Linked DNA regions of Homo sapiens: region 2 is linked to region 1. The links are chromatin loops, found by intact Hi-C in ENCODE. Cell type or tissue: B cell. All regions are shown on one strand.

The links. Hi-C counts contacts between places; a loop is a spot of excess contacts. Peaks named below come from ENCODE experiments on the same cell type or tissue, not always from the same donor. Only the 100,000 strongest peaks of a DNase experiment are listed, where the experiment ranks them.
Region 2: it touches region 1 in a loop (2.6-fold over the local background); 1 of 110 quality-filtered maps calls a loop at or near these places.

Annotation. Positions count from the first base shown.
Region 1 is chrX:78,553,204-78,558,203 of GRCh38, forward strand. It overlaps the pseudogene UBE2V1P7. Among named protein-coding and RNA genes, the nearest start is that of RTL3, 100 kb to the right of the region's middle. In B cell, a CTCF peak has its summit at 2,366 (motif pointing right); a DNase peak (open chromatin) is centred at 2,358.
Region 2 is chrX:78,331,369-78,336,368 of GRCh38, forward strand. No RefSeq gene overlaps it. Among named protein-coding and RNA genes, the nearest start is that of CYSLTR1, 6.3 kb to the left of the region's middle. In B cell, no CTCF peak of the experiment used is centred here; DNase peaks (open chromatin) are centred at 544 and 2,373; H3K4me3 peaks cover 705 bases; H3K27ac peaks cover 3,938 bases.

The DNA.
Region 1 (5,000 bases):
AATGGCCATACTGCCCAAGGTAATTTATAATTTCAATGCCATCCCCATCAAGCTACCAATGAAAAGCCATATTCTCAAAAGAAGATACACCAATGGCCAACAAACATATGAAAAAATGCTCAGCATCACTAAATATCAGGGAAATGCAAATCAAAACCACAATGCAATACCACCTTCCTCCTGCAAGGATGGCCATAATTAAAAAATCAAAACACAATAGATGTTCTTGTGGATGTAGTGAAAAGGGAACACTTTTACACTGCCAGTCAGAATGTAAATTAATACAACCATTGTGGAAAACAATATGGAGATTCCTTAAAAAACTAAAAGTAGAACTAACATTTGATCCAGCAATCCCATCACTGGATATCTGCCCAGAGGAAAGGAAGTCATTATATGAAAAAGACATTTGCACGTGCATATTTATAGCAGCACAATTTGCAATTGCAAAAATATGGAGCTGGCCCAAATGCCCATCAATTAACAAGTGGATAAAGAAAATGTTGTGTGTACATATATATATATACACACACATATATATGTGTGTGAATATATATGTGTGTATATATATGGTGTGTATATATAGTGTATATATGGTGTGTATATATATATAGTATATTTATGGTGTATACATATGCATATTTGGTTGTGTGTGTGTATATATTTTATATATATATAAAATGACTGAGTGGTATTCCATGGTGTGTGTACCATGGAATACTATTCAGCCATAAAAAGGAGTAAAATAATGGCATTTGCAGCAACCTGGATGGAGTTGAAGATCATTATTCTAAATGAAGTAAATCAGGAATGGAAAATCAAACACCATATGTTCTCACTTATAAGTGGGAGCTAAGCTAGCTACGAGGACACAAAGGCATAATTATGATTTGATGGACCTTGCGGACTCATTGGGAAGGGTGGGAGGGGGGTGAGAGATAAAAGACTGCACATTGGGTATAGTGTATACTGCTCGGGTGATGAGTGCACCAAAATCTCGGATATCATTAGTAAAGAACTTATCCACGTAATCAAACACCACCTGTTCTCCAAGAACCTATTGAAATAAAAAAATAGAATAAAAAAAGATGACACTCTTACATTTTTCTTAAAGTAAATTTCATGGCAACAGTTTTTTGGGATGCCCAAGGCACTCTGCTTTTCAACTTTCAGGAGGACCAAAGAATGATAGCACTCGTGCCAAGGCTGTTGCATGACAACTCCAATGCTATATTAGTTCTGTTATTTTGCTGGCACTAATACAGCTCTTAGGTCCACCACTTAATTAGAACTATTAATTTCATTCATATGATTTTTTGTTAAAATATTACAAAGGGTTGGGTGTTTCTGTATATTTAGGTCTACATCCTGTTTTAAGGTTGCATATCGAATTTTCATAAATTGTTTGTAGAGACCCAACTATAACTTCTGTCCATCTTGTGTTATCTCTTCATCATTTTTAGACCCCCAGCTAACTGTGCCAACTCCTACTACTTTATGACCTTCTTTAATTTCTTCCAATAATCAGAAATTGTAAGGGACTTTTATTTTTCTGGAGTAAAATTGCCTGAATTCAAGTCCTCCTCTACCACTCACTTTTCTGTGTGACTTTAGGCAAGAGACTTGAAACTTTCTTTGGTCTCAGTTTCCCATCTTAAATGGGAGAAAATAATATCAACTTTATAGAGTTTCTGGCAAGGTAAAATATTGTAATAAACTCTTGGCACATGGTGAAACATAAAGACACTAGAAGAGTTGGTACTTACTAAGCCATTATATCCAGCCTTTAATTATTATGACTACACAGTGCAACAACTTCTAGGAGTATCCCCATTTTAGAAATGAGAAAACACAATGGATTCTAATGGAAAGAGTGAAGATTAAAGCACAAGCTTCTTATCTGTTATGTTCATAAATGTCTACTAGCATAGACTCCGTAGTTCTCTAAGGAATTTTTTTATAAACACAATTTACAATAAAGCAAATTCGTGTTTAGTGAGTCCTACAAGCTTGTCTCCCAAATTAAAACTTTTTTTTACTACTTCATGAAAATCATTCTTAAGTGCAACTGGATTTTTTTTTCTTCAAATGCATTGCAGTGAAAAACACGATGACTTGGAATTTGATTTATGATTTGGAATTACTGCCATGATTTATGCTAAGGTGCGTGAAGTTTTACCTACTATTGCTTTTGAGCCATCAATGCAGATGTCAACATAGTGGAAAAGACAAACGACATCTTCATATTATTATGAAAATAATTTTGACCTCATGAACCCCCTGAATATGTCTCAGGTACCCTCAGGGGTTCATTGACCACACTGAGAAACACTGACTGAGCAGCCACCTAAAATCATGCATTTTTACTATATTCCACAAGATGGTGATATTGTAATGTGCATCAGAAATTAAAAGTTGGGTCACAATTGAATAATTTAAAAAAATTGTTCACTTTCAGAAAATTATGTGGGTAAAATATTTCCTTCCTTCCTTCCTTCCTTCCTTCCTTCCTTCCTTCCTTCCTTCCTTCCTTTCTCTCTCTCTCTCTCTTTCTTTCTTTCTTTCTAGAAAATTTACTTGGTGAGCTCTTGAAACACCAAGTCCATCTTTTCTGAGTCCTAACTTTCATCATGGAAACTTGCTTTCTAAATACGGCTTTACCAATGGCTGCCTCCTACAGAAACCTAATGTTAATTTGGAGGATGACATTTTGCAATTGCGGAAACCAACAGGCTCTTGGAACCTTATCATTTAGTGCTTTTTAATTAAGAAAATTTTACCTTCTTCCAAATGACAATTTCACTTTTGTAGTTGCATATCACATGCTCTGGAATTCTATGAATCTTTATTGGAGAAAGGATCCCTCAGTTCTGTGGTTCTTACGCCTTTTATGTTTTGAGTGAAGGAATACAGATCCACTTGTGAATTTGATAAAAGCTGTGGATTCTCATCCCAGAAAAATGTACATGCATCTATGTGAAATTTTGCATACAATTTCACATGGCTCATTGTATTCTGAAGTTATTACTTGGATTAAGAACCTCTGCCTTAGTGGAAGAAACTATTGCCAAACCTCATATAGCCCCTTCAGCTTAGGTTAAAAAAAAAACAGTTGATATTAGAGGAAAGAGATATAAAGTCTTTATATAATCTTACTGCTTTGTCCTTATTACAGACTTTGTCTATACGCTGTAAAATAGTGTTTTCCTCACTTAAACATCCCATGCCTCTTGTTGATAAGAGTACAAATGTCATGCACCCATCAGAATTCTGATATAGATTTTTTGCCAAAAGGGACTTTTCTCTTCACCTCCCGAATTATGCTGTATGTTTTTCATATCCCCCACTAGTCAGGAAGATTTTGCCAGGCTTTATTTTTGTATTTATGTTGCAAAGCAGTGCTACCTTTTTCATTTTTTAGGTATAAAATTATAATATTTAAAATGATAGTTTTTTTTCAAATTATCTGCAAACTACACTACCTTCAGAGCTTTTGACATTTTTTGAAAAGTTCTACCTTCTGAAATTCCTACATTATTAGACTTTCATACATTTAATTTTTGTAGACATTTCTTTTGGACTATTTCCCTATGGCAAATAGTCTAGAAAAGGGAACCTGTAAAGTCACTGATTTAAGATATCTTCTGAAGAATTTTTTTTTTCATAAAAACAATTTTAGAGAGTCTGGAAATGTTTTATTTGCATTTTTTAAATGTATGTATTTTGGCTTAAATATGTAAATAAGAATATGTAATATATGTTTTTCTGCGTGTAGCTTATTTTATTTAACATAATATCTTCCAGTTCATCCATATTTGGCAAATGAAAGACTTTCATTCTTTTATATGACTAAATAATATTCCATTTTGTATCTGTACCACTTTTTTATTCATTTATTCATTGATGAAAACTTAGATGGATCATTAAACATCATGTGCTTATATTGACATGTACACCTAAATATGTATAATTATTATTAATCCATAATAATTATAGATATTTAAAAAACATGAAATGTGTCTATGATTAAATACAGTTAAAACTTATAATTTTCATAAAAATAAAATGTATATTTATGACTGAAACAAAAACTTCAAACACATATATTCATAAGTTTTATGAATCAAATTTAACACCACCTTAACTTGTGATCTTTTTAACTTTGTCATATAAATTAATTATAAATTTGAACTCATAAATTAGATTTATATTAATAAAATGACACTCTCTTTTTGTGTTCTTTTTTGGAAAAGGGTCAGTATATAATTTTGCCTGGTAATAGGATTCTTCTCAGATTATTGCCTTAAACTATTATTTACACCACTGTCACATATTCCTCTCCCCATATAATTGCCCCTTTCATGTTTTCCCATTCTTACTACCATGCTGTCTCACATTTCCCTTCATCTCTCTCATCATACTCCTTCACATTTTCTTTTTTTTAACTTTTAATTTTTTGTGGATTTGTAGTAGGTGTATATAATTGTGGGATATTTTGCAATAGGCATACAATGTGTAATAATCACATCAGAATAAATGGGGTAGCCATCACCCCAAGCATTTATCATTTGTTGTACAATCCAATTATACTCTTTTAGATAATATAAAATGTACATTAAAAATTATTTTAATTACTGTTTTTTAAATTTCGAGGTACATGTGGAGGATGTGCAAGTTTGTTACATAGGTAAACGTGTGCCATGGTAGTTTGCTGCACCGATCAACCCATAACCTGGGTATTAGGCCCAGCATACATTAGCTCTTTTCCCTAGTGCTCTTTCCCCTATGCCCCACCCTCCCCTGACGGGCCCCAGTGTGTGTTTTTCCACTTCCTGTGTCCATGTGTTCTCATTGCTCAGCTCCCAATTATAAGTGAGAACATGGGGTGTTTGGTTTTCTGTTCCTGTGTTAGTTTGCTGAGGATAATGGCTTCCAGCTTCATTATCTCATTCCTTTTTATGGCTGCATAGTCTTCCATGGTGTATATATACCACATTTTC
Region 2 (5,000 bases), 220 kb before region 1:
AGCCACATAGCCACATGTGAATGTGGCTACTGCATTGAACAGCACAAAGTTAGGACAGTTGTTAAAATTAATACCTAGCTTGGGGTAAAGAATATCAGTACAAGTTCATATAATTAAGTGCCAAAGCTGGGAAAAGAATACAGGCTTTTGGGCATCTATGAAGAGGAAGCAGATTTGTTTCTACCTCTACATATTTATTTATATTCAGTGTGGATCTCTGAGCATGGTTCAAGCACATTGAGTGTGTGTGACTCTATTTGTGGGCTTTAAAGTGTTTTGGGGGGCGTGGGATCTGGTTAGCATGGATGAGAGAGCTCCTTTACATAAATTTTTGCAGTTCTTGCCTTTCTCTCCTGACAAGACCAAAAGAGAAAATATTCATAAAGGTTCAATAAAAAAACAAACAAACAAAAAAAAACAAAAAAGTTATACAAATGAAAGGTGTCATGATTATGATGAGCTCCAGCTTTACTTCCTGCTGCTTAGTGTTTGCCCCTGAGTTCAGCTGGAGATGAGTATGGATGGGGAAGTGGGCTGGGTTGGAGGAAATTTTGGCAGCTGAGGTGACAGAGAGTCTGCGGGTGTGTGTGGTCAGGAAACCTGCTTCATGGTCTCCAAGCCTAGGAACTGGAGCCAGTTAGACTTGCTCTTACCTCAACTTTTGCTACAGGAGAGGAACAGTAATGGAGGAATTAGGCAAAGACCTTCAGTGAGAGCTAGGCCTTTCCTTAATTAGGGAGATTATCTACAATCACTTAAAAATGTGTCAAGTTTAGAAATAATGCATGTTCTCACTTATAAGTGGGAGCTAAACATTGAACACACATGGACATAAAGATAGGAACAATAGACACTGGGTACTACTTGAGGGGGGAGTTTGGGAGGGGACAAGGGTCAAAAAACTACCTATCAGGTGCTATGCTTACTACCTGGGTGACAAAATCATTTGTACACCAAGCCTCAGTAACACATAATTTACCCACGTAACAAACCTGTACATGTACCCCTGAACATAAATATAAAAGTAAAAATAAATAAAAATTCTGAAAAAATTCAGATTCATTAATGAGAATTGGCCCAAAGACTGACTGTCATAGGAGAGATCATCCACTATCGATGGGGAGAACTGGATGTGAAAAACATACCATGGATTATACAATGAGAAGATGCAGGTAATGGTGACTTTAACGCCCTGGGTTGGTGGGCATGGGAAGGATACAGAGAGGATGTCTAGATTATAGAGTCAACCCCCCCACTCTTACTCACCAGGCAGGTTTGGGAGACAGAGAGCCTGGGCCAAATTTCAGCTTGCCCTGCAAATCTGGGTGAGTTCTAGAGTCCTGCAGATTCTATTTCCATAGAATGTTGGAGCTGAAGAGAACCAGGGAGAGCATCCATGTCTTCCTCTTATTCTACATATGAGGAAACTTATGATGCAAATTAGTTGTAGTGTTGCTTTGTTTGATTTGTTGAATAAATAAATCTAGTCCCACCCTTTCATATTATAGGTGAGGAAACTGAATCCAGAGAGGATCCCTCAAAAGCCCTGAGGCTCCCTCAAGATGACTTTTTTTCCATCCTTGGATAGATTATTCCAACATTCTGAGTCTTAGTGTTCTTATTAGAAAAAATAATCACAATAATCTTGGCTCTGTTTATTTCACAGAATTTAAAAATCAAATAATATGAAAGACATGAAAAGGCTTTATAAACCGTAAGGTATTATGCAGATAAAATTATTTTATTGCCTATGTCTTCATCCTCCTCTCCTACCCAATGCCTTCTCTCACCCAAAATACTGCATGCCTTCTTATAAATATTTTCTTGGAGAGACATATTTGGGTAACTTTGAGATAACTTGGGGTCTTGAAGGGTGTTATCCTCCCAGGGCAGGGAATTATTGCCATTGAGTATCTAGTTGCAAAGGACCACTTTTACATATGGAGCCATGTTTACCACAACAGCAGCATCTGCCAGGTGTTATTTGTATGTATTTCCTGCTTGTTTTTGTGTGTTAGGGAGTGGTGTAAGAACAAGGCTTAGGGACAATTGAAGTACTATTTGTAAAACTGCCTTAGCTGTTGGAGTTCTCTGAAGGTAAATGGAAAACATTCACTTGGCTTGAAATTGGAATCCCAAGACCTAGGTTTATTTTGGCTCCATCACTTTTGGTATGACCTGGGGCACAGCAAGTCACTTACATCTTATGAGTCTCAGTTTTCTCATTTGTAATTAATAAGACTAAAGGGATAATGCTATCCACCCTGTACTGCACTGGGAACAGTGAGCTAATGCACATGAAAGTGCTTGTGAACTGTAAATAGCTGTAAAAACAACCTCTCTGTTGTTTCCTAGTAACAGGGGAAATTCCCCAGAGACATGCTCTGAAGTTGTCTTTGGCATATTTCCTTTACCTCAGCAGGGACCAGCTAACCCTCTAGCCAAGGGAAATTGATTTAAATATTTGATTTTAGGGCCCAGCCCTTAACCTAGCTTCACCTCTCTTGATGAAACATCCTGGCTTTCAAAAAATACCAACAGTACTAGCTTGGGCAAAATTTTTGAAGCAAATCAAATATATTTTCACCTACTCCCTCTTTTTCTTTTTTCATTTCAGCATCCCCTCCCCTAGAGGAGGTAGAGTGCTGCAGAAGAAACAGCATTCTGAGAGGTTGTATGCCCTAGTTGTTAATAGCTTACGCTTTGGAGGTAAATAGATTTGGGCGGAATCTTTGTTTCACCATTTACTGGTTGTGATTTTGGACAAGTTATCCAACTTCCAGCTCTTGGTTCCCCAGATTCCTTGTCTGTAAAATGGGGCCAATAATTTGACTATGTTATGGGGTGGTTAAAAGCCTTAAATGTAACAGTGCCTGGCACAAATTATGTTTCCAGTAAATGTAGCTTTATTTTTATTTACACTATGGTTTTGCTCTCTCAGAGTTATTTATATTTTAAAGTTGCCAGACTGGAATTAGACACTGTCTGAAAGAATGATTTCTGGTTTGGAGCATTAAGAACTTTCCTACATCTTAACTCTGCTGACTTGATAGTTTGTATAGGTGAGTCTTCAGGGAACATTGGTTACAAATTTGAATACAAAACATAATCTTGATATTTTGGGGGGTATAATATTTCCACAGGCCTTTCATTTTATCCTTGTTTGGTGATTTTTCTTTTGGTTTTGCTTACAGATGATCAGAAGTGCTTTTCCTGATGTCGATTATTTCCTAATAAATATGTGCATCCCTATTCTGTCTGTATTGCCTGGTCAAGGCTTTGACCTTGACTAAAACAAACAAAAATGCAGATATTTTTTCCTGGACTTCAGAGAACACATAAAAATATGTGTCTCATGGGGCTAAGCTGGATCCCTAGAAGTATAATAGCTATGGTTATAGAACAAGGGCTCAGCTTGTTTAGTTTCATCATTTTTGATTTGGGTCATGCATCTGTGGATTAACCTCAGATTCATTTTGTCAGTTTGTAGATTGCCTTTTCTTCCATGCCTAACAATTTATTTCTCACCCATACAGAAAAACTGTGGGCCAAATTGTGTGTTGTGTGCTGGGTTGGGGGGCAAATATGTGGTTACTGGTTGGTTGAACATTTTCCTTTGTGGAAATAATAGAACCAGGAGAATAGGAAAACACACTTAATAGGATGAGGAGTGAAGGATTATGGTGTTCAGGCACTCAAACTGATAACTTTTGTCAAATCTCTTAATATAGAGCCTCAACTATTGCTTTTATGATTCTCACTGTTGATCAAATGAGGTCTGTGAAAGCACTTTGAAAATGGGAATGCATTATAAAATTCTAAGATTATTATTTATCAGCTTAGTGTCAGTTATGGAATGCTCTTGTTAGGTAACATTGAACGTTTTTTTTGCAGCAAGATATTATTGGCATCCTTTCTCCTCTGAAATGGTTCTAACGCTCACTTTGATTTCTAAATGAAGCACATTCTTGAATCTGACAATTATTCAATCTCCAGGCTGTCTTGAGTCCAATATAATTTAAACAAACTAACAAACAAGCTGCAGTCATGAGTAGTCAAAATGGTAGCTGTAAGAGTCTGTCTTTTTGTTCCCGAGATTAAAAGGCCTCATTTTACTCATTTTGGGTTTATAACTATCAGTTCTTCTCTTCCTTCCTGTTTTAAGCAGGAAGTGCTGATAGCATTCTATATAAATAAGTATTTTTTTGATGCTGTCATGAAGAGGATAGTTTTCTTAATTTCTTTTTCAGAGGGTTCATTGTTAGTATATAGAAATACAACTGATTTTTGTATGTTGATTTTGTATTCTACAAATTTACTGAATTTATTAGTTTTAACAGTTTTTTTTTCATGGACTCTTTATGGTTTCCTTTTCAAAAATTTTCTTGTATTTTTAACTTTGATTTTTGGTTCAGGAGTACATTTGCAGGTTTGTTATATAGGTAAATTATATGTCATGGGGATTTGATGTACACATTATTTCATCACTCAGGTGATACGCATGGTACCAGATAGGTTGTTTTATGATCCTTTCCCTCCTCCCACCCTCCACAGTCATGGAGGCCACAGTGTCTGTTGTTCTCTTCTTTCTGTCCATGTGTACTCAATTTTTAACTCCCACTTACAAGTGAGAATATGCAGTATTTGGTTTTCTGTTTCTACCTCATTTCGCTTAGGATTATGACCTCCAGGTCCATCCATATTGCTGCAAAGGACATGATCTCATTCTTTTTTACAGCTGCCATGGCATATATGCACCACATTTTTGTTACCCAGTTTACTGTTGATGGGCATTTACATTGATTCCATGACTCTGCTATTGTGACTCGTGCTGTGATGAACATAGGCATTCATATGTGTAAGGAAGAATGGTTTATATTCTTTATGGAAGAATGGTTTACTTTCCTTTGGGTATATACCCAGTAATGGGATTGCTGGGTCAAATGGTAGTTCTATTTTAAGTTCTTTGGGAAATCTCTACATTGCTTTCCACAATGGCT